Linked DNA regions of Mus musculus: region 2 is linked to region 1. A link is a loop called in an ENCODE intact Hi-C map of the cell type or tissue named here. Cell type or tissue: left cerebral cortex. All regions are shown on one strand. Each heading gives the region's core, and the rest is flanking DNA. Links, peaks and the distances in the headings are about the cores only.

Evidence for each region. Hi-C counts contacts between places; a loop is a spot of excess contacts. Peaks named below come from ENCODE experiments on the same cell type or tissue, not always from the same donor. Only the 100,000 strongest peaks of a DNase experiment are listed, where the experiment ranks them.
Region 2: it touches region 1 in a loop (2.5-fold over the local background); 2 of 42 quality-filtered maps call a loop at or near these places.

What each region holds. Positions count from the first base shown.
Region 1 is chr10:97,151,802-97,168,532 of GRCm38, forward strand. No RefSeq gene overlaps it. Among named protein-coding and RNA genes, the nearest start is that of Gm34044, 76 kb to the right of the region's middle. In left cerebral cortex, for the core only: a CTCF peak has its summit at 8,645; DNase peaks (open chromatin) are centred at 7,221, 7,738, 8,352 and 8,623; H3K27ac peaks cover 1,227 bases.
Region 2 is chr10:96,940,157-96,956,887 of GRCm38, forward strand. It overlaps Gm33981 (a long non-coding RNA gene), which reads right to left. Exons shown (of 3, transcript XR_380715.2): 2 at 13,217-13,335; 3 at 5,594-5,928. Among named protein-coding and RNA genes, the nearest start is that of Gm33981, 10 kb to the right of the region's middle. In left cerebral cortex, for the core only: no CTCF peak of the experiment used is centred there; a DNase peak (open chromatin) is centred at 8,906.

The DNA of each region.
Region 1 (16,731 bases), core at 4,717-12,716:
TTAGACTTGAGACACATATACTTTTTTGATATTGTTCTTCCCACTTTATTCATGTTCATCATGTTTAAACAAGGTGACCTTTTAACCCATGTCTGGAAGATGTCATTAATAAAACAAAAATTTAAGATAAAGTTTTAATTTTAAAATTAAATGATGCTTATATAAATCTGGCATGCCTTTTCAAATAACCAATGTTAAGTCATATGCTGAGTTCCATCTGGTAGGCCTCTTCCATTTAAGTCCAGGAGTTGTGAATAATATGTAGACAAGACTGGTGTCCTAACAAAAATTACAAACAAGCCAGTGGATTGAAGAATCGCTTAAAAGTTAGGGATACTGGCTGTTCTTCCAGAGGACATAAGTTCCTAGCAACTAAATGGAAGCTCACAGTTATCTGTTCGTCTAGTTCCAGGGTATCCAATGTGCTCTTCTTGCCTTCATGAGTATCTGGTAGGCACATGGTACACATATATACAAGCCAACAAGATATCCACATTCATCAAATACAATTGAAAATACAAACAAGCCAATTTTTATACCTGCCTTCTCCTTTACTTAAATACTAAGGGATTCTGTCATGTTCTTAAAATATTGCTAAGTAGCATTAATTCATAATTTTCCCCAAGAGTAAAATTTGTTCTAGGTATTGGGAGCTGTATTATTCAAAACAAATTAGTGTGATAGGAGGGCTTTAATAATAGTAGATATCTGCATCATATTACAATGAAACAAAAATCAGAGTGAGATATTACTGTGCAGAGGAAAATGCAAAAGGCTGTCACATTATGATGGTGAAAAGTCACGGCCATGGGAACATTAAATGGCACATGTACTGTGAAAGTATATTTGATAGTTTCTTATGAAATTGAATGTTCTTCTGTCTCATGACCCAGCACAATCTCAAGCATTCATCCAAGAGAAACGTTTTCAGAGGAATAATTGAACATGCATATGCACATACATATTCAAAAGTGCAGAAAGAACACTCATATTCATTCATAGAAGAAAAAAATAAGATCAGACAAGCAAACTATTATCTATTTATGTAGTAAATCATCACATGGAAATACAAAGGAATGAAATACTAATATGAACAAAAACACAGAGCAATTTCCAGCTACCCCGCTGAGTGAGTAGACAAAGCCACTGGAGATTTCAAATGCTATAATCATGCATATGTGTATTTCTAAGTCAGATATTGATGTATGGTGGGAGGAATCAGAATGACAGTTGCCTCCAGATGGGGAGGGATCCACAAGGAAGTGGCACACTGAGATTAAAGAATTTTAAAAAGATTCTAACTCTTACTACAGATTTGTGTGTGTAGAGTTACCAAATCTGATTGAACTGTAGAGTTAGGTTCTAGAAATTTCTTTACTTGTAAACTATGTCTCAATGAAAAAATGAATAATAAATGAAAACCTGTCACTTAGAAACTTAGGCACAAAATTTTGAGGTGCAGGAGAGCTATGTACATTAAAGTTATCATGTCATAGTGACCCCAACCATAAAATCATTTTGTTACTACTTCATGACTGTAATTTGCTGCTGCTATGAATCATAATGTAAATATTTTATATACAAAACATCTGACAATGTTCTTAATCTTTAGTGATGCAAAAGTGACTTGGGTTTCCATTTGCATATTTTTGTCTTATGTCTCAAATTAGAATTTGTGTGAGGTGGAGATGAAAATAATTATTATCTGTGGGATTGTTAAAAAAATCAGTATCAGTTTAATTGTTCCTGGACAGAGGAAAACAAAGATGACTGAGAAAAATTTTAAAGCAAGCCCAAGGAATACATGAGTGAAAAGTTAGTAACTATTTTGAAAAATAATGAAGATGAGTTAATAAATTAAACAGGAGGTGAGATGAGAGCTAAGATGTGGTATAGAAACAGAGACAGAAAAATGCAGCCCAGAGTTGTTAAGTCCCAGGCTCAGCAATACAGAAGTTTAAGAGGATGACAAATGAGAGATGCAATTTTGTGTTCTAATATCTACTCAATTACAAAATACATAGTGACCTCTAAAGAGCCTTGAAATGCGTTGACCTCATTGTCTGCTGGAAGGTAATCACCATGGGGTTGGATCTGAGTTCCTCAGGGGATAGGGCTATACATTCATTTGCCCTGCTTGTCCCTGGCTCATATGGAACAATGCATTTACAAAATTAGGATCTTCCTTAACGCACCATAATCATGAGTGGATACTTTGTCTTGTTTGTATGTTAGTGGCAAAAAGGCAAAACCTTCAATGAAATTAAATGCAGCTAGATTCAGACATAGAATATATTTGATCGTGTTTTCCCCTCCCACAACTCCTCCTAGATTATCTCTAGTTTAATTTCTGTGGTGGAAAGACAATCAGGTTGGCCTCACTTCCTTTACATTGTTGACACAGGTTAGGTCCATGACCAGTCTACTCCATGAACTCACACTTCTCTTTCTGGTCATTTACAGAGCTCTTCCTCATCATAGCATAGGTTGCTTTCCAGTGTGACAACACTGGCATTGTGTATTCATATTCTCTAAATCAATGGAAATTTCCATAAGAATTGTAATTTTTTTTGGCCATAGAAGTTTACCCAGGCTGAGTTCAGGCTCAGTTAACATTTGAGCTGAGGCTATACTGCTTGCTAGAATGGATATGGATCTTCTGAGTCTCTGAACTCTATTATTCATTTTTAAAGAGAGTTTCCATGTGTGTTCATCCAGAATGTGAATTTGAGCAGAGCTCCTTCTCAGCTTAGTTCCAGACATACTCCAGATGTGTAAAAGGAACTGAATAGATATTTAAATATTTGTATTTCTTGAATAAATTTTAAATGCAAGCTTTCTGTAAGCATAAGAAAATAATGCAACTTTTCCAGCCACACAGTTGAATATGTATTTAGGAAAGACAGAACTCTTTCTTTTAACCCTTCAGCATTATGAATGGCCAGATTTAACCAATGAGCAAAACAATCATTGTGGTACTGTTTCATTGCACACAAAGACCACTTCAATACATAATATATGGTAAATTAGGGAAAGTGGAAAGCAATTGAATTTCAAAACATGAATCATACATGTGTGACTTTAATTAGGGAGCTATGATAGATACATTATAAAATTTAATAAAGAAAGAAGCTGGCCTCTGGGTTTTACACAGAGACATAAAAGCTGTTACTTCCCTATCCAGAATCCATGAAATGTAAATTTCCTTCATCTCAAATTTACTTAGAAATAGCAGCTACTTCTAAACCATAAAGCCAGCAAACTTTCAATAGGTTTAGCAGAGGTGATTCGAAGCTCATAAAGAGCACCAGGATTCAACATTCTTAGTTTACAGAAATACACATAGCAATGTTTTCTCTAAGTTACCACTGTATAAAGATATGTACTTTTTATAATCATATTCATTTGAAGATATTTATCATTTTGTTTCTTTTAAATTATCAATTAAGAGCCTGAGGTTTGACCTCCTTAATGTAAAAAATACTTCGAAATATTTGTCAAAAAGTCAAAGAAAGCATAGTCTACAGATTTTTCATACATAAATATTTCTCCACCCTTGAAATGCATGTAAAAACATTAACCTTTAAATTAACTGATATTTTCATTTAGTGCTTGCAAAACTTCAGTCTTATGTAATTTCTAAATGCCTTGTTATTGTTTTTTAGTTTATCTTTTCTTAGCACTTCTAAAATCTGTTTGACAATAATGAACACTAAAAGATTTTTATTTCCCTTTTGTATTGTTAAACACAAAATATTTGTTGGATTCAACAACTGAAAATTAATTTTAACACTATACACTCTGCAAATAGCTGTATTTGCACAAGAAAGAGTGAGACAGTCTTCATCATTTCTTAAGCTTATAAACAAATAGTTATTATAAAAAGTAAAAAAGCTTTTTTCTCTTGTTTGGGAAAGGCTAAACATTTCAATCTTTATTTTTTCTGTGAAATTACAAAATGAATACATATGATTTTCATTATTCAAAGTCCCATATATACAACATATGCGTGCATATATGTCCAGGAATTTGTCCTAAATTTCACTAGAAATCTTACGTTTGTCCTCAAAATATTTTTAAAGCATCATCGTCTGGGTCTTCAGGTAGAGCTATTTCCAATTTTCTGAAGAAGCACCAGACTGATTTCCAGAGTGGTTGTCCCAGTTTGCAACCGTACCAGCAATGGAGGAGTGTTCCTCGTTTTCCATATTCTCACCAGAATGTAAAGTCCCTTGTGTTTTTTATCTTAGCTATCCTGATTAGTGGAAAGCAGAATCTCAGGGTGATTTTGACTTGCCTTTCCTTGATGATTAAGGGTGTTGAACCATTCCTGGGCATATACCCAAAAGATTCTCCACCATACCACAAAGACAAGTGTTCCACTATGTTCATAGCAGCCTATTTGTAAAAGCCAGAGGCTGGATACAGAAGAACGGATACAGAAAATATGGTTCATTTATGGAATACTATTCAGCTATTAAAAATGAGAGCATCATGAATTTTGCAGGCAAATGGATGGAACTAGAAAATATCTTGAGTGAGGTAATCCGACCCAAAAAGACATGCATGGTATATACTCACTGATAAGTGGATATTAGTCAAAAAAGTCAGAAGACCCATGATATAACTCACAGATCATAGGAAGCTTAACAGGAAGGAAGACCCAAGTGTGAATACTTGAAAATCACTTACAAGGAGAAGGAAATTATCAAGTAATCATGGGAGGCAGAGGGAGGGAGGGAGGGAGGGAGGGAGGGAGGGAGGGAGGGAGGGAGGGAGAAAACTGGGTGGTAAAGGAGAGGGGAGGGGAAGGAGGGGCAGGATCAGGTAGGGTGAATGACAGGAGGGAGTCCTAGAAGGCCAGGAAAATGAATTAATATATGCAGCAGTAGGGGTTATGGGTCAGGGAGAACCTCTAGAAAGTCACAGAGATCTGCAATTCAAGGACTCAATGGGAATGAGAGGCAAAATGCCCAACAGTGGAGAGATGGAACTGGAAGAGATCACCTCAAGTAGATAGACACGGCCCCCAGTTGAGGCAGGGGACCCATCTTCAAAAATGTTTAACCTAGATTTGTTCCTGTCTAGAAGAAATGCAGAGACAAAAATGGAACAGAGACTGAAAGAAAGGCCACCCAGTGACTAGCCCAACTTAGAATCCATTCCATGTATGCACACCAAATCCTGACACTATTACTCCATATTGTGCGTCCAGACAGGACTTGGCATAGCTGTTCTCTGAGAGGCTCTACCAGTGACTGACTGAGACAAATGCAGATACTTAGCCAACCATTGGATTGAGGTCAGGGACCAATATGGAAGAGTTAGAGGAAGGACTGAAGGAGCTGAAGGGGATTGCAACTCCATAGGAAGAACAACAGTGTCAATTAACCTGGGCCCTCCCCCTGCTGCCCCTGCCCCCGAGCTCCCAGAGACTAAGCCACCAACCATGGAGCATACACGGGCTGGTTCGAGGCCCCGGGCAGGCTCCTGTGTAGCAGAGGACTGCCATTTATGGCCTCGGTGGGAGAGGACGTACTTAATCCTGTAATAACTTGATATCCCAGGGAAGAGGAATACTGGTAGGGGTGGGTGGTCAGGGAGCACCCTTTCAGTGGTGGGCAGGGGTGGGGCGGGATGAAGAATTCTGGGAAAGGAAACTGGGAAGGGGGGGCCACTTTTGAAATGTAAATAAATAAAATATTTTAATAAAGAAAAAAGGCATTATTGTCTTCATACTAAAGATGAAAAAAGAGAGCAGTCTAACATATTATTTAGCTTCTTATGGATAGAAAAACTGAAGGAGACACTTAAATATGAACCTTTCCTGCTACATCATCTCTCTGAATTTGCAGAATTTGCAGAATGAACATGGACCCATTACCTTCAGAAATGCAGATGTCATGGGTGTAAGGTGAAGAAAGATGCATGTGCTATACTAGTGCATATTGTTTAACAGTGAGTCACCTTTGAACTCAGACATGAATCTCCAAATGGATAAAAAGTGTGGCATGCACTTTGCACAGGACTGACTTTCTTAACCAAATATGTCGACTCTGCATCAATGAATAGAGACCATAGAGAGAGAGAGTCACATTCAGTCTCTTCAAAATGGTTCCTGCTTAGGATGGACACTCTGTAATCTTTTTTCCCCCACAGAGGAAGGAGTAGGTTATCTTTTTTTTTTTTTAATTAAGATATATTTGTGTCATTTCCTCTTTCCCCTTCCTTCCAACTCCTCTAGTGCCCTCCCTCCTTCTAAAATGTATGGCTTCTTTAAAAATTGTTACACATATCCATACATGTATAAATCAACCTGCTGGGTCTATTTAGTGTTACATGCATGCATGTGATTTCAGGCACGGCTGCTCAGTATTGGATAAGCCTTCAGGAGTTATCCCCAGCCTTGGGAACGACTGATTCTACCACTTGGACAATTCCTTAGTAGCCTGTAATTGTTTTGACTAGTGGCACAATGTGTCCCTGTGAGATTTCCCTCTTCCACTGTACCATATCTGTGGGTGTCGTCCTCATTCAGGCCTTGTTTGGGCAGTCATACTGTTGGTGTATCATGGGTGAAGCTTCTAGAAGACACAATCATGCAGTAAATTTTTCTGGTTCTCTGCCACGTGCAATCTTTCTGGCCCTTTTAATTCATCATCTACCCCCTGAATTGGCTCCTAAGCATGTTCCTAAGTTGGACTGCAAATCAGTAGTTCAGTGAAAAAAAAATCCTCAAATGCCAAGTTCAAGCTCCATGTTATTCAGATTATTTTGGTATTTTCCATGTTCGAGGCATGCATATGATGTTCAAATACTGACTGCATCAAGACTGCACAATGATTTCACCAACAAAGTCCACTAGGTCAGTTAACCTCCTCCTTCCCAACATAGCATCACTTTGCTGATTTCAAATGAGTCTCCACTAAGCTGTTCAACCATTTCCCCCCTCCTCCTCCCCGCCCCTTAGCTCTCGGCTGTCTCTGACTTATTGTACTGGAATCAGCAAAATCATACTGAAGGCTCATTTGTACGTAATTTCTTCAGAAGCAGCCTCTACAATAAAATGCTCAAGTTCAAGGATTCATAAACGGTTCCACACAAAGCAAGATTTATGAGACAAAGCTCAGGGAGTCTTGGTTAATCATTACAAATCACAATTGCACATGTCTGGTTCTAGGGTTGTACTCTTCTTGATGCTGAAGGCTACTTAGGGCAGGATGCACCCTTTCATAATCTTTGGTTTGTCTGTTTCAATGCCGAGAAAATAAGCACAGAGGGGGGTCTGCTTTGTATCTCCGAGATGGGACAATAGCTCTAATCTGCAATCTTTTATTTTGTTTTCAACTGTTCCAAGACCAATTTCAATTTAACTTGCTTGCTTTTCTTGTCTCTTGATAAAAAGCTGTTTTGATTGCAGGGGGCCTGGAGGCAATGGTGGGAGGCAAACTCGGAGATTCTCTCTCTCTCTCTCTCTCTCTCTCTCTCTCTCTCTCTCTCTCTCTCTCTCTCGTGTGTGTGTGTGTGTGTGTGTGTGTGTGTGTGTGTGTGTGTGTGCGTTCATGCGTATAAAGGAGAAGGAATAGGGGACAGCATCCATGGGCTGTATTTGTTAATCTGCTTAAAACCCTAACAGATTTTTTTTTCAACTGAAATTTGGCCAATGTTAATTGTACAGGCAGAATTCACACTGGGAAAATCTCCTTGGGTAGGGAGAGAAAGACAGGAAGCACAGCCTGCCTGTTATATAAGATGTTTATTTCCATCCAGTCCAATCCACCATAAGCAGTACAGAAAATAGGCCAGTGCTGCTGCTGACCAATGATGTCACTGTATCATCAGGGTGGGGGTGGGGAACTGGGCACCACACTGATGAACAGGAGAATTTCCTATCACCATTGCTGTCTCGTAGGAGTCTTTATTCCTGGAGTTGCTGGTCTTGGCTCCATTTGATACTTATTTTTTCAGGATGTGTAGTAGCTGGGTGGCGACCATTGATGGGAGCTTCTGGATAAGGCACACAAATCTTAAAACAGGGTTGCTTTTTTTTTTTTTTTTTAAATCAAGTCTCTGAAACTTAAAAGGATTGGATCATGTCAGCCAAATGCTGGCTATCCTGGAAAATGGTACAGGGAGGAGGGAATGGATGGTCATCCCGATGTGAGGTACTAGGCAGTGTCTTTATGTACCGAATAGCTCATTCTGCAGATTGTCTTCCTCACTCATGCTACCTTGCATGTGTGCTCGAGCAGGGGATGCTCATAAAGACTGCGACTCAAATGCACAGCTTTGCAAACATCTCTAATGAGCTTATCATCTGTAATGTAATGGAGACATCTTTATAACTTATATAAAGTGAGTGGGTAAAGTGAGTGAAATGAGGTGTGTGCCCCCAACTTTTTTCCCTATTGCTTTAATATCGACAGCAAACTGAGGCCACATTCCTATACATTACAAAGGGTGACTCGGTTACACAGAGAAGGCCACTTATTGCAAGTAACCACTCTGTGTTTTGGTTTATGGAACTCCTGGCAAACTCGTGTTTTTCTGTCATGAAAAAATCTTCAGGGTTACTCTAATTGACCCAGTTTTTCCATAAATACCGTTCTGGTGGATTGCTGTTCCGTTCTCCCTCTAGAGGAAATAGTGAGCATTACAACTCAGTCTCAGAGAGGTGGGGGAAGCAGTCTAATTGAAATACAGGCTTGAGACTAATAACATAGCTCAGTACTAGAAGCCATCACGATCAGGAACTCTAAATGCACAGCCCCTTCTGTATTCGTCCAGTGCCAGTATCAGTATGTGTATTTTCCCTAAAGCAAACAAGCAAACAAAATGTCTTTAACCCTGTTCAAGTGTCTTTCCTGAAAACAACGGATGTACTGAGATAGCCATCTTCTTGTATACTGGGAATATAGAAGGCTGGATGTCAGGCTGCTGCTTATTCACCGGTAGTCCATTTCCTCTGGTAAAATTAAAATATTTGTCTTTTTCTCCAGTCAAATAAGAAACTAATAAAATGTATAAAGGGCATAAGAGGTGACTTATAATAGAGAGTTCTTTTCTTTTCCAAAAAACTCATAGCCATACTTAGAAGTAAACACACAGAGATACACACACACACACACACACACACACACACACACACACACACACTTTACAACTACCACCACCACCAAATAGACCTTACAGGAAGTTTCTTCTCTGTTTGATATCTCCTCATCTAAGCTCCTGCCTTACATTTCAGAACAATGACAGGACTTGTCTCTCCAGTGTGGGTACCGTGGAAAGGCCAGCACAAGGAGATAGCCTGGGTGACAGGAAGTCTGTTATCAGAAATCTGTGCCAGTGCAGGGAGGGGCTGACGAGTGGAAGGCTAGAGGAAAAAGGGAGGGGAGACTTAATGTATGTCCTTGTAAAAAGAAGCCAGTGTGTGTTCTATCTGCATTTTGAAAGCTTGAGCAATTACTAATGAAATGTTTGCTTCTTCAAATTATTGTTGGTGAGAGTAACGGAAGCATTAGAAATTTTCTTTCATTTATTTCTTTAGTGCTGTCTGTTATTTTATGGATAATACATGTGATAAATTCCATGAGGTGGTAAGTAAATATTGCTTCTTTTCTACTCTCTAATCTCTTAACTCCCCTCACAAACACACACAGCACAGAATTTACCATCCTCTTATGATTGGTCTGGGGATCTGAGACCATGCGCAGAAGTCACATCATACACCTTGAGCAGGTGGTCTTTATGTATCTCGGAATATATATTCATCAATTCATCAATTGATGAATAAAGAGCCCATGGAATTTAAAGACACAAAGACTGGGTCTTCGGGAAGGTTTGGAGGACGTAAGAAACAGAGGAAATGAAGTAATTATATTATAATCTCAAAAGTAAAATAAAGAATTAAAAATATTTCCTGAGACAATATACATATAAATAAGAATATACATTATGTACTTAGTCAGTGTTCCATTGCCACGAAGAGACCCCATGACCACAGCAACTCTTATAAAGGAAAACATTTAATTGGGTTTTCCTTATGGTTTCAGAGGCTTAATATGAACTGACATTCTAGCAGAAAGCCGGTGTGCAGGCAGACATGGTGCTGGAGAAGTTGAGAGTTGCACATCTGGTCCATAGGCAGCAGGAAGAGGGAGAGACTCTAGGTTTGGCCTAGGCTTCTGAAACCTCAAAGACCATCCCCAATGACACCCTTCTTCCATGAACCCTTCCAAATAGTGCTCCCTCCAAGCATTCAAATATATGAGCCTATGTGGCCATTCTTATTCAAAGCACATTATACATGTATATTTGATTCTCTTGACTTTAGGAACTATGTTCTACAGGTTCTTTGTGATCACCAAATTGAGTTTTGTGTCTATTGTAGTACTGTTCCTATGGGGAACACAAAAGCAGGTTTCTGTAAGCCTCTTGTCTACTGATCAATATATAATCTTATTTTATGTGTGGAGACATCTTACTTATGATTCATTAACATCGAACTCACAGTCAATGGCATTATAATTCATGCCTGGACAAAGCTCTTCTGTCACACGTTTTCTTGGCAAGGCACACAGCAATATTCATGCATGGAGGAATACTAGACAGCACATTCACACTTGCCTCAAAAAGTGCTTTAAAGAATAAAATTATCAAGAAGAAACAAGAAAAATTGGGAAAATCCAGCACTTATTAGATCATGAAAAGGATATTCATTTATGAAAAGAGTTGCCAAAACGCAGTAGTGCGTCACTCCACCTAGAACTTTCCCCCCCCCCCCCCCCGTATTGGTTTACGAAGTCACAGAATTTAGCAAGTAGATAAATCTACAGATAATGAGGAATAGCTGTACATAGATGTGTGCTTATGCATATGTGTGTGTATACATCCTTTTAGTCACCATAGGTTCAGTGCATCATATACATTACCGATAACACTGCTTTGTAGTATGGTTTGCTGTTTAATAGAGCAGAGCCCTGAAGTCAGACCTTCTAGGGTCAGATCATGACATTGCTCTTGGCCAGTTGTTTCAGCCTATGCAGGTTACCTAACTTTCCCTGTGTCTCTGCCCCCCAGTCATCTAATGATATGATTATATGACTAAATATTTAATGGAGTTATTCTGGAAATCAGTAAGTTCCTGTAAAACTAGTGTCCAAATATATCTAGTACATAGGCAACATGTGTTCGCCACATGATCATGCAAGAACTTATTGGGACCAGGAGGATGGCTCAAGGTGTGAAGCCACTGGCCTAAAAAGCATGGGGACCTTATTTGATTCCCAGAACATGTATAAAAATGGAATATATGGTGGTTGGAACTCATAATCCCAGTACTGGTGGGGCCAAGACAGGAGGGTTGCTGGAGCTCACTGGTTGTTATTCTGCCCCAGATGACAGCTCCAAGTCAATGAGTCCTTTCTCAGAGCTGGTGAACAATGTTTCTAAGGGTGACACCTAAGGTTGTTTTTGGGCATCCACATGCACTCACACCTGCACCCCACACAAAGTTTTACAATTGTTCTTTTTCTTTGTGTAGATTACAATAGAAGCCCATCATCCCCGACTTCCCTTTTCTGCCCTTTAAACCTACCTCCCAGATAATTCCACTCTTCTTGCTCTTTTTCAAATCGATGGCCTCTCTCTTTTTTTTAATTGTTGCTACATACATATGAGATACTCATTTTATAATGGAATATTTTAGTTGTAGGTTTTAGTCAAAAGTATTGGATGGATCCATTAATTCGTTTTAACGTGGTGTATGAGGCTTGATAACTTCCTGCCTTTGCTTCAGTGACGCTGGAAAATGAACACCACAGGCCTTTGTAGAACTCTCTCTCTCTCCATTATCTGTGTAGTTTTGGGTTTCTAAATTTGTTATAGTAATCATTTATAATCACAAGACACAATCCAGTTTCTTTCAATAAAAGAGGAAAATAACTTTTATCTGTCATCTTTTATTCAAATGCAAAGATTTTATTTTTGTCCTGTGTAAAGTTGGTAACATGACCTCATTATTGTCATGTAAGGGACTTCGATGACATTTGATAGTGCTCATCTTTCAGGTTTATTAGGCATCGAAGGGTTAGCAAATGTTTGGCAGAAGTCACATGAATTTTGTCTAAGCCTATCCCCACAGACCATGTGTCCAGTAAACTTGTACTGTCTCGGTTACATAGGAATGGAGATACCATCTCCTCTCCTTGGTAATCCTCCTCCTATTAGGAAGCCACCAGTGCACCTAGTTACTGTATTATTTAGGAAATGAGATCAAAGGGACAGAAGAATTGATTTACACTACATTTGATAGGCACTAGATTTAGCAATAACAACATTGGGGGGGGGGAGGGGAGGGTGGAACCAGATTGTGCACAGATTTTATAGTTGCAAAGATTACTAGAATTTTATCATTGCAAAGAAATTTCAGGAAAAAACAAAAGAAAAAGAGAAAGGGAGCAGGAATTTCATGTCAATCTCCAATAATCCAGGCAAGGAATTATCGCCCTGCTCCTTCACTGTGCCCACCTTTTTGGGGTTGTCCTGCCTCCAGAAGCATCTTAGAATGGCATGATTGAGCCCGAATTCCCTGTCCATTTTGTCAGTGCTTACCCCGAGCAGATCTAGCCATTTTCCCAATGGTTTATTCTTCTTTTGGGGGTGCTCTTGATCCCCTCCCTCATCAGCAATCACAAGGCTGTCTGGAATTCTGATGAAGAGGTGTTCAGGAGACGCTCACCTAGAACGGACCTGAGGGGGATTCTTCGTGAGGCAAGTGGACCACCCTTTGTGCAACTGGGAACAAAAATTAGGATGACTCACTATTGTTCGTGGAGTCAAGGAGAGGCCAAAAAGAAAGGAGACCAGCCTTATCTTACTCTCTGCTTTAAACTTTTCAAAGAGATTTTTTTTTTCTGGTCAATTCTTCCAGAGAAGGGCAACCTAATCAGACACAATCTTTGCTTTTAGAGGTTACCATGGTGATTGAAGAGGAGACAGACTATCTTTTCTCATCATTATAAACACACATTTTATGTGATCTTACATAAGCCAGAATACACTCAGAGTTTTTCTTTGATTGATAACACAAACAGGGAACATTGAAATGGCTCACAGCAATTGCTAATGATAGTTCCTTTATTGCTTTGTTTCTTTTCCTTTTGCCCTTTCTATATCTGAGCTATGCTCCTTTGAAGTTGAACATCAAGGCACAATTCAAATGCTTATCACAAGAAATAAAAGATGGTGCATAATTTTTTTTTTTTGCTTTTACATATAGACCAACAGATAAAGGAGGTAGTCCTGGAGAATCAAAAGAGCCAGGAGGAGTGAAGAAACAAAAAAAATAGATATAACATGTGTATATAAATGTTGTATGAATGTGTATGTGTATACATGTGTGGGTGAGTATGTGTGTATGAGTGTGTTCATATGTGTGTGAATGTGTGTATATGCATGTGTGTATGAGTGTGCATGTATGTGAAGGTGTGTGTCTACATATGTGCCTGAGTGTGTATGTGTGCATATGTGAGTATGAGTATGTGTATATGAGTGTGTTCATGTGTGTGTGTATGAGTGTATGTGTGTATATTCATGTGTGTATAAGTGTGCATGTAAAAGAGTGTTTGTATGTGTGCTTGTGCGTGCATATGTATGAGAGTGTGTATAAGTGTGTGTATATGGCTGTGTGTAAGTATATGTATGAGTATATGTGTGAATGTGCATGTGTGTGAATGTATGTATGTATGAGTGTGTGTATTTATGTGTGGGTATGTGTGTATGACAATATGTGTGTGAATGTATGTGCATGAGTGTGTGTGTGTGTGTGTGTGTGTGTGTGCTGGCATGTGTTTTCAGTGTTCTTAGTGCTATGAGAGATCAAGTATGGTCCCTTGTGTATATTAAGTAAGTCCTCTACCAGTGAGCTACATCCCTTTTTCTAACTCCTCCCACATAGACTTCAATTTTTAAAGCAGTCCTGGGGTCCTACTAAACTGAATGGAAAATTCAGTTTCCCTATACTTTCTGTTCCCAAACAGCCTCTTTAGCCACCAACATCCCAAGCCAGAGTGGTACATGTGGTACAAGTGATGAGACAGCATTGATACATCATTATCTCTCAAAGTGCACAGTCTACATTAGGGTTGACTATTACTAGTGTCTATGGGCTTGAATAGATGAATAATGACATGTGACCACATTTATAATCCCATTCACTAATTTCATTGCCCTCAATATTCTCTGTGTCTTACCTATTCACCTTTTCTTTCCCCTTGAAATGGAGCAACCATGGTTAATTTGACTGTCTTCATAGATCTATCTCTTCCAAAATATCACATAATTGAAATCAAGCACTGTGTGTAGCACACACACACACACACACACACACACACACACACACACTCATGCAATACAAACTCACACACATACACTCATACACATGCACACACATAGACTCATATATACATTCACAGGCATGCACACACACATATACATATACACACGATTGTATATATATTGGATAACTTCACTTAGTAATATACATTCAAGCTTTTGCATTTCTTTTAAAGGAAGCCCTGGCTGATCCTTTTAGCTTTTTAACTTCTGAACAACATATATCCAGTTAGAAAAAGTCAAGAACAAAGTGGCAATGAATACAAAGTTGTCTTCTCAGGTGAAAGCAAAACAAAACTAGACCAAAAACCAGTAGAAGCATGAGAGACTCTATCCACCACCACTGCCAAAAGTCTCGAAGCTAGACAATACACTTTAGAGAAATAGATAGGAACAGGCACTGCACTCAACTTGTTCTAACAACTATCCAAGGCCTATAGGAAGAAACTCTAGCAAAACCTACCCTGGAGCTCTGAACCCTCTAAAACCCAGTATGGCATAACCAAGGCTAGCAGGTGACTATACCACCACCCACTGTACTCAAGAGAGCTGAGGGAAATGCCCAGAGAGGTTTGCATTTGCTTTCTATGTAGGCTGGGACCCAGTAAAGTTTAACGCCCTCAAGCCCTCTGATTAAAATTAATTACCTTCTCAGGGCTCTCGAAGCTCTTTGTTTATGGCTCACGAGAGCAGATTAATCATTTTAGATTTTACATTACTGTTATTTATGGCCTAGTCTTTCTTTTTCACTAGATTGCAAATTTCTCTCGATGTGCATGTGAATTAGACAAATGCAAATGTTCACAAACACCAGTTCATTTAATCAGAGGTTAGTTCTTTGAGTGCAGGGTAATTTTTACCCTCCTCCTTATCAATGCAAAGATATTGATGAGTGTCAGATGTTTACAACTGTCTATTAAAGCAGGCATCTGAGACAAGTAAAAACATGGTAGGTAAACACACTAGAATGCCATCCTCCTCTGATTCTGTAACATTCTCCAAGTCTTCCTGAATCTAGGTTTACAAAATAGCTAAACTCTTGGAAGCAAAAATTTAAATAGATGAACAATATCCTGGAATAAACAACTAGACCACAGAACATAATCTGTGGGGAAACTCTGTTAATTAAGGTCGAAGTCTTACCATTGATCTGATAGCCTTCTGGGCATAATAGAGGACTCCCTTCATTGACAGGGTTTTCCCTTCTCTGACCTTTTCTAGGGAGTTCAATACCCACCTGAACACACACACACACACACACACACACACACACACACACATACACCCCTCTATCTGAAGAATGTCATGTAGCCTTAGTTAGGTTGTAGGTTCAACTTCTTTTCTGTCTGCCCCTGCTCCCCATAACCCATTCAGCTAGCACCCGCGATTCCCAACATACTTCTCCACGCTAATGAGACAGTTTGGTACTTTAACCCTTCAGTTAATGACTTTTGCCTATCCTGGATGTTCCTATCTCTACTCCCCCAAATTATATAAGCCTTGAATAACCCCAGATACAGTTGAACTGTCTCCCTCCAGCTGGTCCTGATGTGTCTTCTTCACCATACTTACTCACAGGGCTTCCAACCCCTCCCTCTCCCATCTGTCATCTCTGCTCCTTTTGCCCTCATGGACTGCTATCTGCTGATGATCACCAAGGGCATGGAGAGTCATAGTAATCCCCCACCTAAGAGGTCTCTATGCTGGGTATAAATAAGTGGAGAAAATTATAAGAGATGGGTTCATTTGTCCCTCAAATTGGGGAAGACCGTATATTAGCATCGTTGAAAAGGTAACAAGTCCCAAGGAAGCAATGGCTGAGAGGATGTGTGGCAGATGGCCCCACTTGTAGTTTGTGAAAGCATCTATGTTGGATTTGTGGCTCAGAGCAACTGAGACTACCTGTGTCTGAGGAGAACAGGCAGATAGGAATGATGGGAGTCCCAGGAAACATTGGCAAGAATGACAGACTGAAAAACTCACTTCCCCTCCCTTGCCTGCACTCTCCACCCTTTCAGTTCCCATAATGAATTTAGAACCTGCAGCTAAAGCTGTGCTCTGACCATGGAGAAGGTTCACATTCCACAGTAATGGAACCCCAACTGCAGTTCCATGTAAAAGAAAATTACAGAAAACTTTAAGAAACAAACCAAGTTTTCACACTTACACATGTGTATGATGCATATTTGTTTCAGGGATCCAAGGTCAAGAGTAAGTTCTTACTCATGGATCTAAATCATTTGAAATATGTTGGTGAGAGGAGGAATTTGTTGAGTAGTAGCCCACCTGACATACTCAAGTCATATTAAAGAAATTTTCCATAAGTTACTGAGA
Region 2 (16,731 bases), core at 5,636-13,635, 210 kb before region 1:
CACCCAGAGATGGCTGACAGCCCACTCTAGGAATAAGTCACAATGTGTATGAATGTAGAGGGTACAGAATAGAGACAAGGTGACAGTGTACGTGTGCATGTGGAGGATTGTAGTATAGCATAAGTGGATATGGCTTTTGGTTCCTATATAACTTCATTTTGATAAAAGAAATACCCACTTTTATGTAACTCTGCAGAGAGTATCCATATGATGCATCCAATGACATGTTACAGAAATCCATTAATGTGACAGGAGGCAGATGAAAGAGTTCCCGCTTTGAATCCTGATGCTGCAGTCTACCAGTTTCAAGAATATTAGTGGTCCCTGGATTTTACTGAGCTTTCACTTCTTCATGCGTGAAATGGGATTGCAAATGCTACTCTTCAGGTTTTCTGTAGGGCTAAAGTCAGCACAGGGTGGAAAATGTTTAAAAACTCAACGTATAGCATAGAATAGAGTCATTTAAAAGGTCTTGTAACGCAGATAGATGGGACCCAATAGCCAGTTTCTGATTCCATTGAACTTGCTGTCTAGAAAAATCACTCTATGAGAGTTTCTCTGCACTTCCTCTAGGGACCCCCATGTTGAGAACCACTGCTCATAGCAAGTGTATTAATAAAGTTAAAAAGGATAACTCCCATCTGCCTGTAAGAGAATGTGTGAAGTCACACATTCTAATATCAAAGACACAGACAAGCAAGAAACAAAGAAAAGCAGGCCAGTGAATATTTTTACTAGTGAAAGTAAGACCTTGGCTACATGAAGAAAATAAAAAAATTGCTATTAAGCCAGCCATTAGCTTCACACAAACTAAAGCCAAGAATTATTTTTCAAGCTTAATTTCAACTTTATAATGATTTTTTTTAATTACTGTATGAGGCTGAACATGAAGATACAGCGGTGTGAAATTAATAGTGACAACGCAGGGCTTGCCTGTGCGCTGCAGATTAACCAGTATTTTACCCCATCAATAAAGGAATGAGGAAATAAAATTAAAAACTGATAGTGAATGGAATTACTTATTGGAAGCCAGTGATTATGTCAAGCCATCACTCCCACCGACGGATTAAACAGAAAAAGACAAGCAGATACATTATAAACCACTCTGAAGCCTCTATCCATCTAGTCCACACACTTGACAACAATGGAAATCTGAAATCGACTTGGTCATGGCAGATTTGGACTGCATGTTTAGCATTTCATAGCTTGAGCATCTTGAAGAAGAGAAATCAAAAAGACCTTGGAGGTCATGTGAGTTTAGATTTTACTTTCTGAAGCATTATGCTGAATTATTCAATCTAATGGGTTTTCTTCCCTTCTAGGTAAAATAAAAAAATAATTACTGCAAACAATTAAGATGAGAATTTATGTTAAACAGCAGACTTGACTCATATGGAACAGAGATTTGCCTTAGAACACAAAAGGTAGTTGTTTTTACTTTCAAATAGGCAGAATTTAATTTATAGGGTATCCCCTTAACCCTCTTCCTTTTCTTTCACCAATCTTTGCCACTATTCTTACAATTTAGACTTGGAAATTACTTAGAAATTTTCTTGAAGAGTAAGGAACCTACAACAAGCCTTGGCTCTGGCAGAAATAATGTAAAATCACAGCATAACAAAATTAATCTAAACTTCTAGTTTTCTTTCTTTTTTTTCCAAGATAGACTCTTACAATGTAGCCCAGCCCTCATTTGAATGCATCATCTTCCTGCCTCAGCCTCCCAAGTGCTGGGATTACTGATAGGCACTTTTATATCCAGCTAAGTTTTCTTATTGCTTTACCCAGTTGTGGCCTAGTCTCCCATCATCCTTCCATTGCATTTTTATTGCTACAATGGTACTGGTCATTTAATTCTTCAAAAGCAAGTATGAGTAGTTTCATACAGACTTAATATAGGATAAGCAAGCAGACCTGTCTAGTGTATATGTGGTTCTTTTTGAAGAACAAAAGGATGCAGCATTAAATTCACTTGTGTTATGATTTGAATTATGAAATCTCCTTCACAGACTTGACAACTGGAACTTCATCATCATCAATCGAAATAATCCAACAATTAAAACTGAGCCCTCAGAATCCAATCACATCCAGACGTTACCAACTGACAAACCATTCTTCAATATAAGCTGTTTTCCATGTACTTGTTACAGCGATGAAAAATCTGACGGATACAGGATTTTAATTTACTCATAAGGCATCGAAACAGGGTGCAATATGACTCTTGCAAAGGAAAGAGAAAAAAATTTCTAGAATCAGGACACCAAACAATCAACCAATAATTAATTCTTTGTGGTTTGTGAAATAACCTGTGTGTCATGTTGAGCAAGAAGCAAAACCTACTTGTTTGTTGCATTTGTTTGTTTTGTTTTTTAGATAATGAAGGTGCTGGTATTGGCAGCCACTGTCAAAGTCCATGGCTTACATGGAATCTAATTTTGCTCTACTGATGGAAAGAACCTTTTAATGTATATCTGCTGGATTAATGGTGGGATTAATTAGGCAGATAATACTGTCTTTTTAGTCTGTTGCATATGAAGCTTGTTACTAGTACATTATGTCAATATTTCTCATTAACATTCAATTAGTTAGTTTTAATACAACTAAAACATTTCTTAGTGTAATAAAGAATAGATAAATGAAAGTCATTGAAAGATACACTTGGTGGACCAGGCAGCATTGAAGATCAGAGGTTATGTATTAACTCATTCTTATTTAATGTCATTTTAAGAAATTGTTCTCAGATGCAGGAAAAAAGAGCTGTGTATGGAAATCCCAGTCTTGCCCATACTCTAGTATAGATAGACTGTTGCAGTTCTTTCCTGCCAACCTCTCACTTCAGTCAGAATAGTAAGAAACATGTGAATGAAGAAGAAATGCGTTAGCATTTCCAGAGTACTTTAACTGAGGAAGCCACATGCTTTGTAATATTTCTAACCTATATTCTCGATGTAATCTAATGGTGTAGAGGCCAACTTTCCTTAGGAAAGCTATACCTTCTATCTATCTATCTATCTATCTATCTATCTATCTATCTATCTATCTATCCATCTATTGAGACAGGGTCTTCCTAAATAATTAAGGGTGGTATTATTCTCATCATGTACACCATGTATTCCTCAAATTTGAAATTCCTTACCTTTGCCTCTAGAGTACTGGCTCATGCATACCACAATGCCTGGCAGGAAAGAGTTAATGGATGTTACTCTTTGTCTTTTACTCTTTCTTTGTAGAACGTTTAACTCATTGTTAAGTATGGTGGTCTTTAATAATCTCAAATGTATTTTAAAACAGAACATTTGGTACAATATGTTAGGGAATGAAATTAGGACCAAGAGCAATCGGATAAAACAAACCAGATGGTAAATATTTAAAAAATAGCAACATTAATTTTCATTCAGATCCAAAGGAATTAGAATAATAAAAGTGGTTCCTTAAGAGTCAGTAAGTAAATATTAACATGTCTATGATTCAAGAGATCATTATTTTTTTTATTAAGCTAAATGACAATTACAGGGGATATGGGTGCTCCATTCTTATTTATTTGCAGGACAAGCCCTAAGTTGAGAGAGAGAAATAAGAACAGTATTGACTGAGTGCATTAGCCTCTGTCAGAGCTATCTTGTATCATAAGGTGTCTATCTTCAGGCTACACTTAAGAAAATATTCTACATTTTCTATCTAGTTCTGAGAATCCCTAAGACTAAAATGGAAGGCCATCTAGAAAGAGTTATAAGACAAGACCCCCGAGACATTAAGATAAAGCAGTGCCTTGAAATCTAGAGCCCAATCTCATACCTTTCAGAGTACCAAATGGAAACGCACCCACATTGCATAAGTGTGCCTTGTTCAGTGGGTCATTGTAAATGTGCCTTGTTTAGTTGATCTTGCCCTAAAATCTAGTGAGGATAAACTAAGTGTGGCAAATGCTCACGTTCTTGGCTCATCATAGTTAATTAAGTACTCGAGAGGAGTTAGAGATTGATAGCCAGTGTCACCTCTTGATGCACACTTCCTACCAAATGCATTAAAGATAGATTTTTATATTAAATATTTTCCAGAGGGAAAGGGGAAAAAATTGAGAGCCCGCAACATGAAAATTGGGAAGACATCTGTCACAGTGACCAAACCTCCAGTAGGCTGAATAATGATTATGAATCTATTACTGTTGATATATTACACAAAGCTGTGGGAATACAGAGCTTTGCAAATTACACAGAGAGTAATCAACGGCCAGCAGCAATCGCCGCGGGCTCTTACACCTGCTGCATGCCTCCCTAGGGAAGACACACACACACACACACACACATATCCAGGCCTAGTGTTACTGACAAGATGGAAAAAAAAAATCTTTCACCTTTAGTTTGGCTTTCAGATTATAAAATAAGCCATTGATTTGGCCAATCTCATAATGGGGTGATGGAAATCATAGAAAACGCCCTATTACCCCAGCTGGTCCTCGGCATTGTTTCCCCAGGTCTATAGCCAGATGGGGAAACATTGGATCCTTGTTATCTCGCTCTTCTTAGTTTTTCTCTGCAATACAAACTATGCATCTTAGATAATTTCTGAAAACTTACAGGATGTCCAATTTACTTCCAAGAAATGAGGAGGTAGAGTAAAGTTTAAACACAATTTGTGTGTGTGATGGTTGTATGCACGTGTGTGTGTAGGTGTGTGTGTGTGTGTGTGTGTGTGTGTGTGTAAGTTAAAGGTTAATATTGGATACCTTCCTCGATCATTCACCATCTTATGTATGGAAGTAGGCCATGCATTTGAATCAAGAGCCCATTACCTTATCAAGTCCAGTTAATCAATTTGCCTTGAGGATACTCGGCTAGGATTACAAGCACTATACTATGCCCATCTAGAATTTATAGAGGTTCTGAGGATTTGAACTCGGGTCCTTACATATGCATGGTAAATGCCTTTTCCAATAGCGAACCACCTCTCTATATCCTGAAAGTGTTTGTTTATTATTGTTAATTTAAATTGAAATATTTTAAATCGTATATATGCATGTGTGTGTGTCCCATATATGCCAAAATCCAAGGGCAACAGAGGATTGAGTTAAGTCCTCTAGGACTGGCATTACAGGATGTTCTAAGCTACACAATGTAGTTTCTGAACCCAGATCCTATATAAGAGCAGTGGACACTCTTAACCAGTATCCTGTCTTCAAAGCTTCTTCCCCTTGCTTTTAAAGATGAAAGTAGAAATGTGCATCTAATTGCGAACTCAGGATCTCCTTCCTAAACAAAACCTGGGAGATGCTCAGTGTTGATTATAACAGTTAGGAGTCCCTGACTGGGAACAAAAGACTAAATGCTCAATTTCCCAAGGTAGCAATGCCTTTCTTTGGAAGATGCATTTGTTAACATAGAAGGGGAGTTTTGTTTGTAGCTTATCTCAGTTGCCTCTGATGTACCGGGAAATGACAACCGCTATTATTTTACCCTGGATAGCTTCTTTGCATCAATTTGAAAAGGGCATCTTTTATTCCTTAAGATTTGTCGTTATCTGTTACACATCTGCAATAATATGAAAATTTGTTATGACTGACCTGGGAAGTACTTTCTAGGTCTGTGGGGTGTACTACTTGTTCAACCACATGCAATTACTTTAGTAATCTGTGTCTGATTGCTTCCTCAGAGGTGATAGGTTGGTTCTTGGTAAGCCCTTAATGTGCTGAATTTACACAGGTACATTGTGTGTTTTTATGTCTGACATTGGCAGACATAGAACGTCATACCTGAGGGGACAGCTCTGACACCAGTATTTGCCGCACACAATTTACACCATCATTGCTATTATTATCCTGTTCTGGTATTTTATGATCCCACTCAGTTCCTCCATTTCTTCCATAGGTTTCTGTCTGTAGAATACTTCTGACACCAACGAAGCTGTAGTTTATACTTCACTGATACACACCTAAACATGTACACACAGAAATGTGATAGGTTACTTTCTCATGACGAAACTACCCAAAGCCAGAATCGTGAAATTGAGATGATCTCTGTGCAATATTACACAATGAAACATTTGCCAGTGCTTGATTGGGCAAATTTAGGAAACACTAAGAGGCCCACAATGGCATCCTTCAATCAGGGCTCACACAAATACTATCCAGGAAAAGCTGCAGGCAGGAGAGGCAGGAAGAGTTTTCAGTGTCTGTCTTGGGTGGAGAGTGCTCGGTGTTCCTAGGGATCTGGCTTCACAGAGCATGCATGGGTTTGAGCCAGGTCCTCTGCATGTATGCTATGGTTGTTTAGCTTAAGGTGTTAGGGGGGCTCCTACCAGGGAGAGTGGAGTTGTCTCTGACTCTTTTGCCTGCTCTTAGAACCTTTTTCATCCTACTGGTTTGTCTAGTCGAGTCTCAATATGAAAGTTTGTGTCTAGCCTTGCTGTAACTCATTACACCATTTTAGGTTGACACCCCTGGGAAGCCAACTCTTCTCTGAAGGGAAACGAAAGAGGAGGAGTGAATCTGAGGAAGAGAGGAGTGAGAAGAACAGGAGGAGTGGAGGTACAGAAAAACCACATTCAGAGTGTAACGTATGATAGAAGGATTGAAGAAATAAAACGTTCCCTCAGAGAGGAGAAGCATGAATCAGGTGGTGCTGATCATCTGATGTGGCATAAACCGCTGTTATCAGACAACTGATATATAACTTGGCCTCCCAAGAGGTATTTCATCCAGCATCTGCCATGGTTTCACACTTCTTTTTCACTATATCAAATGGGGCTTATTTTGTCATTGTTGTTGTTCAAACCTTTCATCTAACGGTTCAGTAGTTGAAAACACAAGAGATCAACAGGAGAAAACCAAGCTCTCATTAATGTGTGCATGAGAGTCATACAAACCATGACATTCAAAGGGGGATACGGTTGAAGCTTAAATGCCTCTTCACAGGAGGAAGGGAATGTAGTGCAGTAGGGGCTGTAAGGCACTCTTAGAGGGGAATGAAAATGGGTTTTTAAAGGCAATAAGCTCAAGGAACGAGGTGCTGGGACAAAATTCCTCAGACTCTCTGTGTGTCGTTCAGTATTCTGTCTCTGTGTGATCTGAGCTTAATCCTCCCTGGTTAATGCAAGTTCAGTAAAAAGAGTCAAGGCAGCTGTGTTTTTCTTTGGAGAGTCTGTCTTTAAGTCGATCAAGTAACTGGAGAAATCTCTTCCCTGTGTCTTCTACTTTCAATTTCAAGTCCAAAGCAGGCCATTTGGGGGTTTTTTACTCTCTACACCAGTGTATTGCTTCAAAGCTGTATCTTTTGAGTTAGTTTAATTCTAATGTCCAAAAGCTTTCAACATTGTGTGGGGATGTGCTGTCCAGTTTCTGATTAGAAGACCTGACAACTTGGCCAGATGGTCTTAGACGTTATGGTACACTATTGACCACTGAGGATGAGACTGGAGGGCATCTGCTTTCTAGAGGGTGAGTAAATCTCTCTGCAAAGCTAAATGCACAGTTAGTTCTGGATGTAGCTGTCCAAGAAATTATCAATTTGGAGACCATTGCTCCACATAAATGTAAGAAGGTGTTCCCCAGCAGTCATGATGGTCCCATGGAGTGACTGTTGTTGTTGTCTGAGTCAGAAGACGGGAAGGCCTCACAAATGCCCACTGCTGAGAGGTTCCATTACTCTGTACTACAGAAATGTAAGATTTGAAAGGAGAGCCTAGTAATTGTTCTTTGTGGCTGGAACAGCAAGCCAGGAAGAATGATCGCAGCCATTAGAAAGCAGGGAAAGATAACGAGGAGCAGTTCTTCGAGGCAGGAGCCACCCTTAGCAGCTCCCACATAACTTCTTCATCTTGCTTCTTCTTGAGTCCTGGCTTTTGGTTCTCCATGATTCTGTGAAATCCCTGTAGTATTTTTGTTCATCTTGTTCATCCTTGACTATTACAAGCTGGGAACTCTGAACTTTTACTCACACACTTGAGCTTTTGGCTCATTGGCTCAATCAGTCACCATTTCTATGTTAACTTCATTCCAAATTCATGAGAGCTAAGACAAGTCACTCACAGTACTTAGTCACTCAACGGAATGGTGACCTCACTGAGCGAGAATCTTTAAGAATGAAATGAGGTAATATAAATGGAACTCGAATGACAGATCCCAACACATCCAGAACACACCAAGTGCACTTAAGCATATTATAAATATTTATTTACATCAACATCATTAATTGCAATCTTTATATGAGCAAAATCATATTTAGAGCACTCTGTTTTAGATGGGCTCATATCTCTGAAATGGAATTTTAATCAGCATTTCCAAACATTATAGAGACATACTCATTTATTAATCATAGCCCTCATTTTCTTCAAAAAACAACTTAGTGAACATTTCATATGTTCATGCTTATTTTTGTGTGTAAAAAGACTTAGCTACTATCTTGAACCAATCTAATTTATGCTGCTCAATTTGGGATTTTAATTAATAAGATGCTTTCTCTTGATTTACATTTTCTTTCATTAATCATCCTTTGGCTTTAAAGAAAAAAATAACTGATATTCTTTGAAGATAGCTCTGTACTGTAGCTAGCTTGACTACATTTATGTAAGAAGAAAGGAGGGCACAGAGGTGAGCACAATTTAGGTTTTATAATTACACAGGTGATTGAATTATTAAGAAGATGGACAGAATCCTACTGGGATAGTTACACTCGCCTTCATCTTTATCTTTCTCTAAAAAGATGGTTCTTTGATGCTCTTGAACATTTGTTCCAACTGGCCCACTGAGCAGTTTGAAGCTTATTCAAAGGTCACAGTTTTTGGGCAAGACTTCATTCATCCGACCCAGATGGGCTAAAATACAAAGGAATGTAAATACTTCCAAGTTAGAGTTGTGAGAGCCAAGATTTCCAGCCTGCTTCTCTTAGGCATTGTTTTAGTCTTGGAGAGTTCTGTTTGGAAATGAGAGTGATCCTCCAGAGGGCCTGGAGAGGAAGCAGAGTTGCTGCCCTCTACAACACAACAGAAACTTGGCCCTGGCATCAATGGAAAACTTTCTAAAGTGTTCTCTTAGATGCCGTTGAGGAAAAATTGCTGAACTCAACACTTCCCTCCTGGCTTCAATAAGAGCTAAGAAGGTTAAGCTATTTAACCAAAGCTCGGTTTTAGAATATTACGTCAGCTACTTTCATCCTTCATGAGCTACCGTATTAGCTCTTGCTTGGACATATTCTACTGCGAAAGCTTCCAAAAGGAACTCTTGTGTGTTCTATCCAATTATGTCTTCATTTTCCCTTTGTTGATTTCAGCTTTAGCAGATAAAAAGAAAAATCTTCCAGTAGTCAAAATTTTATAACGCATTCTCTCTACTTTGGGAAGTGAAATAAGAAGTGATGAAACTAACATCCATGCAAGTTTTAAAAATCAGTATTATTACTCAAGTTTAATAATCTTATATGATACTAAATTTTAACTTAAAAAATGTGTAATAAAAATATAGCATTTTTTCCATGCAAATATCTGAAATCACATTTATATGTTATTTGGGACAATCTGAGCTTCTGTTGGACACTGAGTATATAGTTTTCACTCATGAATTCCTCACTGGGGTAAATCAACAAAAATGTTCCCCATAAAATTCTGAGAGTAGTCCACATAGGTAGTATCAACTATCTTCATTGCGATTATTTCTGTCTGAAAAACCAGTGAGCCATGATTCTAAAGCACATTATCAGCATGTATAGAACATATTGTTTACTGATATCATGGCTATTGTTGCTTCAAAAACAAATTTACTCAACTTAAATTTTTTTATTTTACTTTGGAACAGTGTAAATGTGATACATGTTCAGAACAAGTCATCCTTTGACCTTTCAATGTTGCTCCTTTACCAGGCTAATACCATCTCATAGGGTGTTGGTGGGAGTAGCCAGAAGCTTCTGGTCACCAAATGATCAGGATGTAGATGTTCATTGCTCACCAGAGATCTCAGTTGTTACCCACACTCTTTGATAATATATATATATATATATATATATATATTTCTGATGGTTAATCTTTTTTTATTAGATATTTTCTTCATTTACATTTCAAATGCTATCCCAAATGTCCCCTATACCCTCCCTCCGCCCTGCTCCCCAACCCACCCACTCCAGCTTCCTGGCATTCCCCTGTACTGGGACATATAATTTTCACAAGACCAAGGGCTTCTAATCTCATTGATGGCTGACTAGTCCATCCTCTGCTACATATGCAACTAGAGACACAAACTCTGAGGGGTACTGGTTAGTTCATAATGTTGTTCCTCCTATAGGGTTGCAGAGCCCTTTAGCTCTTTGGGTACTTTCTCTAGATCCTTCATTGGGGGCCTTGTGTTCCATCCAATAGATGACTGTGAGCAACCACTTCTGCATTTGCCAGGCACTGGCATAGCCTCACAAGAGATAGCTATATCAGGGTTCTGTCAGCAAAATTTTGCTGACATATGCAATAGTGTCTGGGTTTGGTGGTTGTGTATGGAATGGATCCCAGCTAGGGTAGTCTCTGGATGGTCCTTCCTTCCATCTCAGCTCCAAACTTTGTTTCTGTAACGCCTTCCATGGGTATTTTGTTCCTCATTCTAAGAAGGAATGAAGTAGCCACACATTGGTCCTCCTTTTTTCTTGATTTCATGTGTTTTGCAAATTGTATCTGATAAATCCATTTGTTTCATAACTTCTGTTAGTTTCAATGTGTCTCTGTTTAGTTTCTGATTCCAGGATCTGTCCATTGATGAGAGTGGGGTTTGAGCCTCCTACTATTATTGTGTGAGGTGCAATGTGTGCTTTGAGCTTTACTAAAGTTTCTTTAATGAATGTGGCTGCCCTTGCATTTGGACCATAGATATTCAGAATTGAGAGTTCTTCTTGGAGGATTTTACCTTTGATGAGTATGAAGTGTCCCTCCTTGTCTTTTTTGATGACTTTGGGTTAGAAGTAGATTTTATTCAATATTAGAATGTCTATTCCAGCTTGTTTCTTTGGACCATTTGCTTGGAAAATTGTTTTCCAGTCTTTTACTCTGAGGTAGTGTCTGTGTTTGTCCCTGAGGTATGTTTCCTGTAAGCAGCAGAATGTTGGGTCCTGTTCATGTAGCCAGTCTGTTAGTCTATGTTTTTTTATTGGTAAATTGAGTTCATTGATATTAAGAGATATTAAGGAAAAGTAATTGTTGCTTCCTGTTATTTTTGTTGTTAGAGTTGGGATTCTGTTCTCGAGGCTGTCTTCTTTTAGGTTTGTTGAAGGATTACTTTCTTGCTTTTTCTAGGGCATAATTTTTGTCCTTGTGTTGGTGTTTTCCCTTTATTATCCTTTGAAGGGCTGGATACGTGGAAAGTTATTGTATGATTTTGGTTTTGTCATGGAATACTTTGCTTTCTCCATCTATGGTAATTGAGAGTTTTGTTAGGTATAGTAGCCTGGGCTGGCATTTGTGTTCTCTTAGGGTCTGTATAACATCTGTCCAGGATCTTCTGGCTTTCATAGTTTCTGGTGAGAAGTCTACTGTAATTCTAATAATGCCCTTATATGTTACTTGACCTTTTTCCCTTACTGCTTTTAATATTCTATCTTTATTTAGTGCATTTGTTGTTCTGATTATTATGTATCAGGAGGAATTTCTTTTCTGGACCAGTCTGTTTGGAGTTCTGTAGGCTTCTTGTATGTTCATGGCTATCTCTTTCTTTAGGTCTATAATTTTGTTGAAGTTATTACTAGCCCTTTAAGTTGAAAATCTTCATTCTCATCTATACCTATTATCATTAGGTTTGGTCTTCTCATTATGTCCTGGATGTTTTGAGTTAGGATCTTTTTGCATTTTGCATTTTCTTTGATTGTTGTGCCCATGTTCTTCTCTATGGAATCTACTGCACCTGAGACTCTCTCTTCCATCTCTTGTATTTTGTTGCTGATGCTCGAATCTATGGTTCCTGATTTCTTTCCTAGGATTTCTATATCCAGAGTTGTCTCCCTTTGGGTTTTCTTTATTGTTTCTACTTCCCTTTTTAGATCATGGATGGTTTTGTTCAATTCCATCACCTGTTTTGTTGTGTTTTCCTGTAATTCTTTAAGGGATTTTTGTGTTTCCTTTTTAAGGACTTTTACTTGTTTAGCAGTTTTTTCCTGCAATTCTTTAAGGGATATTTGTGCTTCCTCTTCAAGTACTTCAACCTGTTTAGCAGTGTTCTCCTTTATTTCTTTAAGTGAGTTATTAATGCCCTTCTTAAAATCCTCTACCAGCATCATGAGATATGATTTTAAATTTGAATCTTACTTTTTGGGTGTGTTGGGGTACCAGGACTCACTGTCATGGGAGTACTGGGTTCTGATGATGCTGAGTGGTCTTGGTTTCTGTTAGTAAGATTCTTATGTTTGCATTTTGCCATCTGGTAATCTCTGGTGTTAGATGTTCTAGCTGTCTCTGGATGGAGCTTGTTCCTCCTGTGATTCTGTTAGCCTCTGTCAGCACTCCTGGAAGTCCAACTCTCTTCTGAGTCCCAGTGATCAGAGAACTCTCTGCAGACAAGCTCTCCTCTGGCAGAGAAGGTGCACATTGGTCTGGGTCTCAGCTCTGCCTCCTGGCTGAGGATGAAGGCCCGAAGGGACCCTGTCCAAGAAGCTTTGTTGCTTCTGTGGCCAGTGAGCTCTCCTGTGCCACTCGTCTCTGAGAGACCCAAGATACAAGATCTACTTTGACATTTTTAATTTCTTGAAGGGAGTGGGTCTTGGGACATAATTTCACTGTGAGTTGAAGAGCATCTGCATACCAACTGTTTCCAACACAGGCAATTATTTCCAGAGTTGGTCATTGACTCTATTATCCTTCAGTAATTGGAAATGATTTCAATAGAAATAGGGATAATAGAAGATAAGTCATAATTTCCAGGAAATGCTCATCTCTCTTGCAGGATTCTTGAGGGAGTTTTGATGTCTTGTTATGAAGAATAATGTCTGAAGGACCATAACTATTCAATGGAAGCACAGATTCCCACTGACAGTTCATGTGAATTAATTTTCTGGCTCCAGATAACCCTGATGCACAAGGGAAGTCACACACTTCCCTAGCCTTCAGTGGGCAGAACCCCAATGTTAGAGGACGAGTCCTGCTCACCATGTCAAAACAATTATGAAATAGGACCAAAACCAATAAATGTATTAACAGAAGGTATATGCCCATTTAAAAAAGTGTTTAGACTCTGATTTATGTAATAAGAGAAATTTCCCACCTTACAGTTTAGATGATTTACCTAACTTCTAGACAGGCAATTATAGCAATAGCTCTGTGTCTATTTCAGGTTATCATCCTGTTTCTTGTCTTGTGGCAACCCACAGGATCCTCTGGTACCTGAAATGCAAAAGGAATAGTTGTTGTACTGAGTCCTGTGGCTTCACTCTCCTGTCACCAACCTTGTACAAAGACTTTTGTAACTAACATGATTTTTTTTTTTATTTTTTTACTGAAAAATCAGCTAGTGTCTTGAAAGGCCTTGGAGAGTTAACTCTATGAGTCAGTTAATGTGATAGACATTAGTAAATAATAGACAAAATGAGCATTAGTAGCTGAGCCAACATGAGTGAAGAGTGGGTCTTCAAGCCTTGGCTTTATCTGATGCAGGAGTATAGAAATATTTCCTCAATAAGTGAAATCATGCTGTAAGAGAATCCACATGTGAAGCCCTTAAAATGAGCCTCTTACAGGAAAGAGATTGCTATTAGTATCCTGAGCCACATAATAGCCCTTCAGTCAATGCCAGCCATAAATGATCTTAATTCTATAGATGGTAGGGGAGATACCATATCCCATCGCTTTGTGACTTCATAGCCACCACCATGCTTTAGTGCAATGAGTTACTAAGCTGTGGTCAGCACACCTACTGTGATGCCAGGTATATGAGTATCTGGCTCTGAGACTTGCAAACGATATATAATACTAGAAGGTTTTGAAACAGTCATTACTGACTTGGGTATTTAATGTTATGTAAGTTTTATTTTATTTTAGAGTGTTATTCTTCTCTTCATTATAAAAAGAAATAATAATAATAAAAAAAAGCAGCTCTGGAATGATGTTGCTGTGTTCTGGCCAGAGTAAGCCTCGGGCATCTTGTGATTCTCTCCTGATTGCATTAGGGACACATTGAGTGGACCATATCCTCTACTTTTCCCTACTTTCATTTAAGTTCATTCTTGATTTCTGCACACTGCTAAACCTGTAAATCTCCAAGTGTCCCTGTCATTAAGTGGCACATGTGTTAATATTCTCAGTTGGTACTTCAGTCTCATCAGTTTTTATATTGAGAGAGATCAGGGCTAATCAGCGAACAGGACTTGAAGGAGACTCTTTCAGACTAGTTTGCCACCATATTAGTTTCATTCCCGTGGGATTGTGTAGCTGATGCTGACTCTCAATTCCAAGTTTACCAAAGAATGTAAGTATAAAACCATTTTATCCTCTCAGAAATGTTTTGTAGTTTCTATAGGGACATGTGCTACAACTTAAGTCTGAGCCTACCAAGAACAGCACAGAGTAAAATCAGTTCAAAGATCAAGCTGATTTTGGATCCCACGTGGTGAACACACCTCACAGATCCAAGATAGTATCACCTCTGGCTTCCTAGTCCTTAAATCACACCTTCTTCATTGCTACTTGAGACATTTGTCTCAACAAATGAATGTTCTAGCATTCTACATAAATTGGGATAGCTCAAGCCACTTGGAGCAGATAATAAAATGCGAACAGCTTCAGTTTTTCAACTTAGTGAAAGCATATAGTTTTGAAAGAATGTGTGTGTACTTTAATGTGGAAAATTTTACGGATATTATTTGAGGAAATCAGTTATTTATTGGTGGTTATAGTTCCATGAGATCCATACATCAAAAATAAGTAGCAAAAATAGCTTCCTTTTCAACTTCAACCAAATGAGTTTAATTTGCATGCACCCAAAGTCCCGAGGACCTTGTTGCAGGCAGCAGCAATTCTGCCCAACATCAAAGACCCCAGAGATCAAAACAGAATCTAGCTCTGAAGCAGGGAGCCTCTCACTTCCAGCGTTAACAGGCATATTTGTTTCCTCTTTTGCTGTTGGTCAGTTCAAGGCACTATCAAAGTCCATAGATGCTACTGATGTCTGAATGGCTCCGTTTTAACCTTGGAAGCAGCGAGCACGTGGAGAGCCTGACAGGAGAGGGAAAACCTGTGGTCTCTGGAAACTTGAAGCCATATTGTGTGCAGTTAGGGACGTCCATGGTGCCTCATTTTCTCTCTGGAAGGAACTACAATTGCTGGCGCAGGACTGGATTTATGTGGTCATGCTCTCCCTTTCCTTTCAATTTGTTTTTAGCATGTGATCAACATGAAAATCTCAACCGTCCTTGCTGGAGCTGCCTGAGGCAAAAAGGGGGGCGGGGGGGGTTGCTTTTTTGCAGGGTTCTATCATCTGTTAGGCAGGCTTGTTTGACTCTCCTTGTTTTGTTTTCACAGAGGGGGAAGCCAGAGCCAATCAAACAGTAAGCTTCTGGCTGTCTTAAAAGCAGGCCAGGGTAGCTTAAGGGACGCTAACACTTTCAAAGATCATTTTTGTGTGCGAGACAGTGATTGAAGGCAGCATAGAAAAGAACACAACGGGATTCAATTCACGTGACAAAAGGAAATTGTACAAAGTCTAATCCATTCCCATTACAGTCTCAAGATTGTAATCTTCCTTGGATGCTAAGCCTAGGAGTGATTTCCACTCCCCCCCCGCCCCCCCCCCCCGACAATATGCATCATCAAGTTGCTTTCGAAGTGGTTCTGTGGGCTGGAGGGAGGCGGCTCGAGTTATATAACATGCAATTTAAGATAATGGCCTTTGAAAAGGAGAAATTAATATAAACAGAGGAGGCCAACAAAGCCTCAGTCATCTAGAAGGTGGTTTCAGTCACCGCTGACATTAAACAATATCCCCCCCACCGAGCCCACACGATGTTTATTATCATTTAATTTCTTGCTTTCTTATCTTAGTGAAGCAGGGATCTCAAGCTCCGTTATGACTACAATTGGTAGAAAAATGCATTCATCGAAGTGAGTAACGAGATTCAGAAACGAAGCTCTCTCTCCTAACCTTTTGAGGCTTTTAAACATTCTACCAGAAGCATTAGCAGAAAAACGGAGCTATAGCGTTTCCATAATTATCCCAGCAATGTCTTTGTTCTTGTAATGATAGGACCCATACTTTCAATTTGCAGTGCTTAATAATAGCAGCTGTCTTGTCTGCTCAACTGTGGGGTTTTAGGGCTCCCATAATTATTCATTTTCACGCACTTGACAGTGGGTGTTTCCTTGAAATATTTCAGGCCACATCCCAAGGAGGAATTACAAAAATCCTTTTTAAGGGTTTTGCTATACATAACAATATTGAATTATGCATTAATAAAACAAAGTTAATTGACTCAGAGGTGCATAAACCCCAATTAACAGTATACCTCGGTACTGAGACCATCGGACGCACGCACGGAGGCAAGCATAATGACTGTATCATTAATGCATGAGGGTGGGTTGTCTCTCAGGCCCTAAAACTACCCACTTTGTTTTTCATTGCTTCCACACTTTTTCCTCATCAAACCTCCTCTCCCACTTTTCATTTTCTTCCTTTGTTTTTAGACATGTGTTGGAATCATTTCAATAGATGTGTACTCATACTCTAGTAATACTGTTTTCTTTGTCCCTCTCCTCATATTTCTAAATAAAAGTTATTAATGACTACTT